Regions from separate parts of the Homo sapiens genome. Here region 1 is linked to region 2. A link is a loop called in an ENCODE intact Hi-C map of the cell type or tissue named here. Cell type or tissue: PC-9. All regions are shown on one strand. Links, peaks and the distances in the headings refer to the core of each region. The heading gives the core; the rest is flanking DNA. Region 1 has its middle 170 kb from the start of CTB-1I21.1. Region 2 has its middle 220 kb from the start of CTB-1I21.1.

Region 1 (5,386 bases), core at 133-5,132, 50 kb before region 2:
TTATGTTACTTACAACATTTGGTTCATTTCAGGCTAGGACTCAATTACTATTTTCTCTTGAGAATGTGCTCCATCCTCTTTGTTTGTTTGTTTGTTTGTTTTTGTTTTTGTTTTTTGAAACAGGGTCTCACGCTGTCTTCCAGGCTGGAGTGCAATGGTACAATCATAGCTCACAGTAGCCTCAAACTCCTAGACTCAAGCCATCCTCCTGCTTCAGCTAAGCATGGCTTCCTGAGTAGCTGGGAATATAAATTGGTACCATCACACCTGACTGATTTGACCTAATTCCTTCCTTCCTTCCTTCCTTCCTTCCTTCCTTCCTTCCTTCCTTCCTTCCTTCCTTCCTTCTTCCTTCTTCCTCCTTTCTCCTTTCTCCTTCCTTCTCTTCTTTCTTCTTCCTCTTCCTCCTCCTCCTCTTCTTCTCCTTCTTTTTCCCTTTCCCCTTCATCTTTCTCTTCCTCCTCCTCCTCCTCCTCCTTCTTCTTCTTCCTCTTTTTTTTTTAAGTAGACACAATGTCTCTCAATATGTTGCCCAGTCTGATCTCAAACTCCTAGCCTCAAGTGATCCTCCTGCCTCCACCTCCCTGAGTGCTGCAATTACAGGCATGAGCCACCAAACCCAGCCAATCTTTTTAATTCTTTGAATGTCAGATAATTTCAGATTATATCCTGAACATTATGAATGTTAAGTTAGTAGGATTTGGGAATCTTGGGTTTTGGGGGTTTGTCTGCTTGTTTTTAACCCAATGGTTGTTGCTTCCTTGGTCCTTTGTTTCAGCAGATAATTTTTCTTGGCTGGGCTTGAATTTGCAAATTCTATTTCTCAGGCAGCAGCTTTGGTCTTAAAGAAGACATTTTGTCTTCAGCTTAGCTGCTCTAAATCTGTTCCATGCCTGAATAGTTTAGGGATTATACAGAGATGTGGGTAGGCAGAGTTTGGGGATCTCCTATCTGGCTTTTCTTCTCTTTTGAGGGTCTCTCACTCTTCTCTTCAGCACCCAGCTCAATTGCCCAGCTTCACTTCTCTGGTTCCCCAGGCTGGAAAGATTTCAGGTTTTTTTCATGCAACCCTGTCTGCCTCTGTGTATTCAGCTTAGCCTTAGGCTAAAAGCCTCAGAGGTGGAAACTTATTTATACAGCTCCCTGGCTCCCTCATCTAAACTATGCACTCACCACCAGTCTGTCTGCTTTTGTTTACTTTCCAGGATCTTTAGGCACTTGGGTTTTGTATCATATCCAGGATTAGTACTGGTTTTCTCTAGGTGAGGGAGGTTGTCTTGTCTTATTCCATCATGCCTAGAAGTGGAAGTTCTCTTTTAGGATTCCATCAGGGAGATAAGGAGAGGTGGAATCCAATGGCAGTGGGTCAGGATCCAGACTGCTCTACTGCTCCACTTGATATAAATATTTCATCAATAAATTTTCTTATTTCTGACATTAGGATACAGGCAACACGATCAAACTGCCTCTCATTCTAACCAGAGTTCCCAGATACATTGGCCTTCTGAGCTGGTGCCACAAAGTGGGCCCAAGATGTATACCTACACTGACTATTTGGAAAGTTATTGAGTTTCAGGTATACTCAATAGGGCATGAGTCAAGCCTAGTAATTAGAACCTCCTGTCCCATAAGGGGGAACCCTTCCAGACCCTTGTCACCAATGTTCCCCAGTAAGAACAGTATATATGGTCTTATAGAAATCAGACATAGGAGAATTAATCAGGAAGGTATAGAATTTAGAGGAAGATAGGAAGAACCCACCGTGAAATTCACACTGAGAAATAAAAACATAAAAAGCACTGGAGTTTATTAAGAAGTGACTTACTGAGCCATCTGGGAAATAGTCAGGAGCAAAATGTGGGCAGACAAGGGGCTGCTCAGTGGGTCCAACTGGGCATGATTACCACAGGGCAGGAACAACTAAATATTGAGTGCCCACCATCTTCTGCCAGGGCTGCCTGAGGGCCTCTGTTGGACAGAGAAGGAGGTAAACCTCAGACAGCTTTTACTACTTGCTCAAGGTTTCACAGCTAGTAAGGATGTGAATCATGGTCTGCTTGGCCTCAGAACAGGTAGATAATCAAGCTACGAGGTGCTGTGGTTTGGACATTTGTCTTCTCCAAACCTCATGTTGAAATTTGATCCCCAGTGTTGGAGGTAGAACCTGACAGAAGGTGTTTGGGTCATGGGGGCAGATCACTCATGAATCACTTAATGCCCTCCCTATTAGTTCCTAGAAGAGCTGGTTTTTAAAAAGAGCCTGGCCCCTCCCCCACTCTCTCTTGCCTCCTCTCTGGCCATGTGATCTCTGCACACACCAGCTCCCCTTCACCTTCCATCATGTGGCAGCAGCCTGAGGCCCTCCCCAGATACAGATGCCCAATTCTGAACTTTTCGAGCCATCAAAATCATGAGCCAAATAAACCTTGTTTTCTTTATAAATGACCCAGCCCAGGTATTCCTTTATAGCAACACAAAATGGACTAAGACAGGAGAGAACTTCACATTGTTCTCTGCATCAGAAGTTCTCAGCCTTTTCCAGGCCTCAAGTATACAGTATAGATAAGACAGATAGTGGAACTTTATCACCTACTCAAGAAAGCAAATTAAAAGATAGATGAGCAAGACATTGTTAAAACTTAACCAGGAATTTCAATTTATTTCAGAAAAAATTATTCGCACAGTTCAGTGCCTTGATTATTATACACAACAAATTACATGAGCCACCATGTCATAATTTATCCTGACCTATCAGGGTGAAAGCACTCAAGGCCTGGGGAATGTTATTCTGGAGAAAGGGAAATATTTGGATGCAGGGACTCAGCAGGAAAGAAGCTGAATCTGTTTCCTCAGGGGCTTTGCAGCACAGCAGCAAGAAGCAACCAACCAGAAACCCAGCTTCTCCCTATCTACTCCCATCCCCTCTCCACCTCCTTGCTCACTCCTTGCCTGCGATCAATCTGGCCTCTTAGAGCTATTGACCGGGCTGCCTGAAAGTCATTGCCCAAATTCCATCTCCTCTCAAATCCATTTTCCCTGCCTCAGAGAGAGCCAGTTGGATTTCTCAATTATCAAATTGTACAGTCGTGAGCTTATATACTTCTAAGAGGTAATACAGTGTAAGTTTCTTTTCTGTGGAAATGTCATATTAGCTCCTTTGGGAAGTGAATGGAATATTTAAAATACTCTTTCAGTCTCTATGGCCCATTAAGAGGAATGCCAAGATGGAATGTGACTTTGCTAAGGCTGCAGTAGAAACGTATGTTCTTTAAGAAGCTTGGAGGCAGTTTGCTTTACTGATAACACCACTGCCTAATCTTATATTATCTTTCTCTCTCTTCTCTTCTACCTGGATTTAAAAGTACATAAATGGGCAAATAAAATTTATCCCTTAATACATACCTGTAACACACATAAGCCAGTTTTGGCAATGTATTTAGCACCTTTAAGGCTAATTAAATCAACACTGCTTGTTTATTTTTTAAAATAATAAAAGCAACTACCATTTGTTTGATCTGTATTTTGTGCTAGATAATATTAAGGCATTTAAAAATGCTATTTAATTGTAAAAATTAATGTTTGTTTATACATATAATATATGCATACATTCTCCTTAAAAATTTCAAATAATTTAAATAATACTAACTCAGTTTGATCTCAATCCTTGTTCTCACTCAAGGCTCTGCTATTCTACTCAAAAGTAGCACATTTTCAATTTGGTGTGTCCTTCCAGAATTTGCTATGCACTTACATACATATGTTTCTGTAAAAGAGATATAGTACCATGAATCTCTGTGTGTGTGTTTGTTTTATAAATACAACCATCAATATGTTTTATGCTGCAATTTGCTTTTCACACTCAACAATATGCCCTGGGTATTTCCCCATGTTGGTAAGAGAGTTCTGGCTCATTCTTTCAAATTCCTGTTTCATTTTCCATAACAGTATAGCAGTAAACTTTATTTAGCTATTTCCCTTTTAAAGCACAATTAGGTTTTCTTTTTGCTTTTCTTTTTCCTTTTGTGGTTACACACAGGGTGAATTTCCACAGTCTCCATCTTATTTGATGATTGTTAGCTTTCTTATTGCCAGTGAGAGGGTGCTGCAAATGCAAAGTCGGCCACAGCCTAGTGTGTAGGGTTACACAGACAAGATTCCAGAGCCTCAATTCCAGTATCCAATCATAGACAGGATTATCTGCATTTTATTTTGAGGGTGGTGATAAGGAGAAAGAAAAAAGCTAAAAATGTAAACAATAGCTGTTGAGATATCACCTCTGGGATATTACATATTTTTCAGACAACATGAAGGACTACCAAACAATAGGAGACAGTCATTGTTTTCATCTTGATTTCTTGGTGTTTTTAACTGGAAACTATCAGAAATCTCCTGCAGATATGAGAAAAACAAACTCTTAATTAAGAAGAGTGTACGAGGCATGTGAAGAACCCTTTCTTTCCAGACATTACATGTAAATGCGACTTCCTGTACATCCCCATAGGCTTGCACACACCATCTTGTGGCTAAAGCTCTGATCAGTGCTGCTACCCTCTCATGGTCCTGGATCTCAGACAGCTGCACTTCTATCCTGCAGCCTTCAGAAGAACAAAACACAAATGTTCACATTTGTTTATCTTTTCTGAAGTAGTAGGTTTGTTTAGTGACAGAGTTATTATAAACATGATTTATACTCATACTAGATATTCAAGCATTATGGAAATGTATAAAGAAGAAAGTAAAAATAAAATCTCCCCCAGTTTCCCTATCCTGATGTGAATTAACATTTTGATAAACATGCTTTCTCTCTCTCTAAAAATTGAAATTTCTATACTTGGCTATAACTAGTTTTTTTTTAAGAACTAGCTTTTTTCACTCAACAGATGTTCTATAATATATTTCCTTAACAATGCTAATAGATATGATTTATCCTAGACACTGACTAAATCATAATCAGGCACATAGTGGTATGGTACACTTGTTCATTCATTTATTCATCTATCTATTCATCCATTTGTCCTCCAATCTTCGTTTTGTGGCTTGCTACATGTCAGGCAGTGTACTAAGCACTGGGCACACAATGGGGAGCAAGACAGGCACAGCATGAGGCCCATAGATTATAGTTCTAGCAGAGGAAACAGATAAGCGATAACAATATGCGGCAAATCTTACTATACCCAGTTTAGGGATGTGATTAGGAGAGGCTTCGTGGAAGAACAAATGACTATGCTCAGAAGTCGCAGATGATGAGGGGGGAGTTTGCCAGGCAACAGGGAAGGGGCAGGGGAGGTGTTTAAGTCAGGGGGAATAGCCCTTGCAAAGACCTGGAAATGAGAGAGATATTCACCATTCTGCTGAATATATTGTATCTAGCTGGAGTACATTGTTT
Region 2 (5,386 bases), core at 296-5,295:
TCTGAGTTCAAGGAATATTAGGGAAGTTTATGTAATGGTTTGATAGACTCTATCTGTATTTTTTATAGGTTCTGCTCTGATTATTTTGCCTACATCAGTAAAATTTTTGCCCATATAGTGTCACTTTTCTGTGGTATGCATTAAATGTAATGGGAGAAGCAATGGCATATCTAGAGCAGACACATCTTGACCATGAACAGAGGAGTTCTCTGGAACCTCAAGAAATAGTCCTCCTGGCATGCTTTTAATCATTGCAGTTCCATTTGCAAAGTAACCATTCTATTAAATTTGCAGGGGTGGTATCACAGAGCAGGAAGGAATGTTTTTCAGTCAAAGACACAAGGGTTAGGTTAAGAATTGGGAGATGGGGAAAACCTGAGGGTTATGAAATACCTTCCACATATGTTGTAAGTTTACTCTGAGGAAGAAGTTAAGAAAGATAACAAGGTATAATGCACAAAAAGTGGCACACATGTCTTTTTTCGTATGAGTTGAACTAGGAATTGATTAGCATGACTGTATTCATAGTTAATTTACTGTGAGTGTTTGAGGGTATGGCAAGATATTGAATGCTTTTTCATTCCTTGGAATGCCTTCATTGATCCAAATTGAGGGATGTTTCTTTGTCTTGGTTTTTCTTTTATAAGATGGGTTCATCTATTTCCAGTGTTCCTTCTGTTAACAATTTCTACAAGTGTCCTTGTCAGCAGGTGGTTGGTTGGGGAATGGACTACCTAGCTGTTTAATCTATAGTCCCATCAATTTACTTTAGAGCTTTCTCACTTTTGTCCTAAAGCCCTGGCAAAATGTTCTGTCAGGTATTAGAGTTTAGCTAGTGGGGCTGTTTCCCATTCTAATGTCTACTTTCACATTAGGACTTTAACGTCAGGTTTAACTCCATCGACAAAGTGAGATGAAAGGGCTGCTATCACAACAGCACCTTCTTTATTCCCAAGAGATGTCAGAAAGTATTTCCTACTCTATCTTGAGCAATCTATAGTTTCATCTTTTGTGCCTATTTGCATGATTGAATTGTGGTCCTATCAATTTTTACTGTGAATGTTTCAGGAATGGCTTTTTATGAGACGTTGACCTAATTTTCTGGCCTGTTTTTGACCCTCAGGTTTGTTATGGAAAGAAGGATCCTATAGATTGCTTTCTGGGTCAGCCCAATTATCTTTTGCCATTTAGGATTTAGTATCTGAGGTTTGGACCAATGTGTGTACAGGCTGATATAGGTCAGGTAACCCTAGGTCATATGTACCCAAAATAATTCTAAATTCTTCTATGAATATTTGCTGGTCTTGTTTGAGTTTAGGGAAATCTTTAGTTGCAGCTCTTGAATGAGCTCAGGTCCAAGGCTTCAGTTCGACAGTTGCCTGCAGGACAGGCTCATGAGAGGAATGGGTCCTTATAGGCAACTGGCATTGGGGGGTTTTAGGAAAGTTGTTGGGAAAGGTAGGGAGGCTGGACAAAGGGAAGAAGAGGTAGGAGGTGCAGAGGGAGAAAGATCAGCAGCATAAGAGGAAGACTTTGAGGTCCCTTGAACTGTCTAACCCCCCTGACCTGAGGTTCTTATTGATTATCCTGGACCTAATTATTGTGCTGTCCCTAGCACCCAGTAGGTGCTTTGGAGAATTCATTTGGTCATAAGCTTGGGCGATGGGAAGGGAGGCAGTTTCTAGAAGAGCTAGCAATGGAGGATAAGGACTGGGGGGAGGATTTACTAGGGGAATAAGTCTAGTTCTTGCTTTAACTTTGTCAGGTTGCCCTTTAGCTTTAGCTGGAGGCTTTTTTAGTGATGCAATTTTTAATTCAGTTTTGTTTGGAGGTCCCTGAATACCAATCAAGAAATGCTACCCTTGCAGTAAGCCGAGATCGTGCCACTGCACTCCAGCCTGGGTGACAGAGCGAGACTGTCTCCAAAAAAAAAAGAAAGAAAGAAATGCTAACCATGGAGCTTGTAGAATCTTATTCCCTTTCTTTTCTTAGGTGCCTCTCCAACTATTTTATTCAAATTCAGTGTTCCCCAGAGTGGCACTGAAGACCTAAGTCATCTTCTGAAGTTATGCCATTTAGAGAGTGAGGCACAAGAATTAGGACTGTAATCAGATTACATATAAGAAGCAGGGATTTTTCCAGATACAGGAGAGAATTTAGACTTAGAGGACCCCATACGAGCTGGTGATAGTTGGTAGGAATGTAATGCTGTGCACTTCGTGTCTCAGGTCCACAACCTGACAGTTGGCGGCCTCCGAACATAGACCCAATAGTCTGTGCCCCTGGCAGGTGGAAAACCAGAAATAACATTGCCTCTGGGTCAAAGCCAAGCTCTCAGGAGCCAAATTCAGGATGGAAGAAGAACCTCATCTGGTTTCATTGGTGACCCACAGCAAAGTTTGTCCAATGGACACCAGTCCAACAAGATCTGAAAACTTCCCCGCCTGTGAGGCCAGCTTGAACAACAGGCCAATAAGGCCTTTGCCCATGTTCTGCCCTAGGATTCTCCTTCTTTTGACAAGTAACACTTTTAGACAGCACAACACAAAACAGTAGCACAAAAAATAGAAAAAAAAATAATGTGGGGAGGGATGAAAAGAGATGGCCTGATTCAAACAAGGGCGCCAAACAAATAGGAACCAATAACAAAGCCAGTGACTCACCTGAGAATAAATAGCCAAGAAACTCAACACAAAGAGAGTAGAGTTCATGCCCAGGGTGTGGCATCATAGGATTCATAAGCTATGAGTAGCAAGGCAAGAGGGGCCTTCGTGAATAGTGCACCTGTGTGAAGGCTGGAGTCTGTGCAGTGCACAGTGCAGATAGGGGCTCTGTGGAGCCTCCACAATAACTATGGAAATGAATGAAGACCAACCAGATGAGAATAACCAGGCATGGTTTATTCAGAGCCTGCCATAGCAAGGGAGTCAGCCACCATTATTTGTGCTTGGCAGAAGCTCAATGGCAGGCAGAGGAATGGTAAAGCTTTGTAGTGAAAAAAGGGAAGTCTTCAGGTATGCCCTATTGGAGGCTATTGGCATGGAGAAGCTGCAGGCAGGCTAACGAGAAACAGAGCATTCTATGTCGTTGGTTAGTGGTAAGTATTTGACTTTACCTAATTGGTCCTCTGTTGTACAAAAGTAGGTACAAAATTAGGAAAGCTGTCAGTTATTAATAAAGTCCTGCTTGGGGGTAATTATCACAGGTATTATTGTTTAGCTTCCTGGATTTTTGTTAGAAGTAGAGATCTGACACCCTACAAGTCTGACTTAGAAATAGCAGACTGGTTTCCTGGGCTGTTTACCACAGATTATGGGTTGACTTCCTGAGCTGGTTGCTGCAGATTGTGGGTCAGAGTTCTATTTTTATATATGGCCTGGCCATTCTCTGTTTGTATATCTAGTCTCTTGCATCAATCTGATTTATTCATGTGTAACTATTATGAGTTTCCAGCATATTTTAGAGTTTTACATGTATCGTTGACATTATCTTGCTTGACACTTAATGGTCTCTTAAACTGAAGACTTGTGCCCATCTTTAGTTCTTGGCTATTCTTTCTTCTCTCATTGCTATTCCTTCATTATCAATTCTCACTCACTCCAGAACTTCCGTTACAAACTTGTTAGTTTTTAGATCTCTCCTTTACATTTATTAACTTACTTTCTTTCTTTTCACCTGATTACTCCTTTGGCTGTATTTTGGAAAAATTCTTTACTCAATTTTCCAGCTAATTAATTTTTTCCTTTTAAGTGTTTATTTGATGTTTCAGTACATCTATTGAGAATTTTTCCCCTCTAAGTTATATTTTTCATTCTACGAAGGTAATATATTTTAAAGATTTTCTAAGTATGTAAATTATCTTTTTTAAAAATCATATTCTTATTTCTATTGCTAATTCTTTGTCTTTGGATATAAATTCTGCCATTGGTTGAGTTTGCTTCTTCCATGGTGTCAAATTTCCCCCTATATTTGATGATTTTTATATTGTGTGTTCACCTTGGTGCTTGAAATTTCCTGTTAAATTTTCCACTATCCAGTATTTCTACACTATGAGACCTTAGCAGTGTTACTATTTTGGATGAAATGTGTCTGGTGAGAATGGGCAAGGGTGGATTGAATGAGTTGAGTAGTAGCTGGCATTTGGTGCTTGAGCTCCCTATGTTTCTGCTGGCCCTGGAAGCAATGTCCTGCCTCTTTGATTTCAGCTCCCACCTGCAGAAACCAACCCTCCATCCCTACCCCCACCCCTATGGCTGCAGCCTGGGCCCTGAGGAGTGATACACAAGATTTTATCTCTCTAGAGTATCTCAACTTAGCACCCTATTTGTTGCTTCTGGATCACCTTCAGGTTCTGACATCCACCACCTCAATGCATGGGACTTTTAAAAATGAGATTTTTTCAATTGTTTATGATAGAATTCTCCTTCAAGGAATTTCCCTGTCCCCTGATGCACACATACCTAGTTTTCTTTTCTTTATGGGGGGTGGGGGAGGCAGGGTCTTACTCTGTTGCCTAAGTTGGAGTGTAGTGGCATGATCATGACTGACTGCAGCCTCAACCTCCTGGCCTCAAGTCGTCTTCTGCCTCATTCCTCCTAAAGTGCTGGGATTACAGGTATAAGCTACTGCATTCAGCCTATACTGAATTTTTTTTTGGTACAGCCATACATTTTTATTTTAATGTATTTTCTGTAACTTGTCTCAGTTTGGCGTAGGATGTAGAAGATTGGTACACATGTTTAGTTTGCAGTCTTGTAACTGGAAACTTTTTAGTGTAGTAATTGTTAAAGTGTGATCCAAGGACCCCTGGAGGCCGCAAAGACTCTTTTAGAGAGTCTAAAAGATTCTTCCTTCTTCAGCCTCACATCTATGTGAAGTTGAATTCTCTTTATATACTTCAACCAACACAACATATTGCAGCAGATTGAATGTACACATATGACAATCCAGCTGTCTTCTATTAAGTCGGACATAAAAGAGATTTGCACAAGTATAGAACATTGCTATTCTTCTCATTGTTTATTGTTTTGAAATATATACTTATTTTTATAAAGTATTACTGATATTAACATGTAATAGATATCTTATTTAATGAATTAAATATTAAAAGAAAAAATAAAGGTTCATATTTATTAAAATAAGTAAAGATTTTCTATTATCTTATTTTTTTATTTTCACAAATTCCTTTGGACTATTCTTTTCCTCTCATTCCATACATTCCCCTTAACTAATTTGGTGTTATACATTGTTACCATTGTTATAGTGAATGAAGTGAAATTTTTAATATTTACAATTTCATGAGTCTAAATGTAATAAATGTATTGTTTTTTCTCACACAAAATAAGAATCTGTTTTAAATCTGATCATTCCAATATTGATGTGTATG

What was found. Hi-C counts contacts between places; a loop is a spot of excess contacts. Peaks named below come from ENCODE experiments on the same cell type or tissue, not always from the same donor. Only the 100,000 strongest peaks of a DNase experiment are listed, where the experiment ranks them.
Region 1: a loop joins it to region 2, with 2.8 times the contacts of the local background. A loop is called at or near these places in 2 of 110 quality-filtered maps.

The regions. Positions count from the first base shown.
Region 1 is chr5:136,904,651-136,910,036 of GRCh38, forward strand. No RefSeq gene overlaps it. Among named protein-coding and RNA genes, the nearest start is that of CTB-1I21.1, 170 kb to the left of the region's middle. In PC-9, for the core only: no CTCF peak of the experiment used is centred there; DNase peaks (open chromatin) are centred at 1,141 and 2,091; H3K27ac peaks cover 951 bases.
Region 2 is chr5:136,954,901-136,960,286 of GRCh38, forward strand. No RefSeq gene overlaps it. Among named protein-coding and RNA genes, the nearest start is that of CTB-1I21.1, 220 kb to the left of the region's middle. In PC-9, for the core only: no CTCF peak of the experiment used is centred there; a DNase peak (open chromatin) is centred at 2,711; H3K4me3 peaks cover 222 bases; H3K27ac peaks cover 1,772 bases.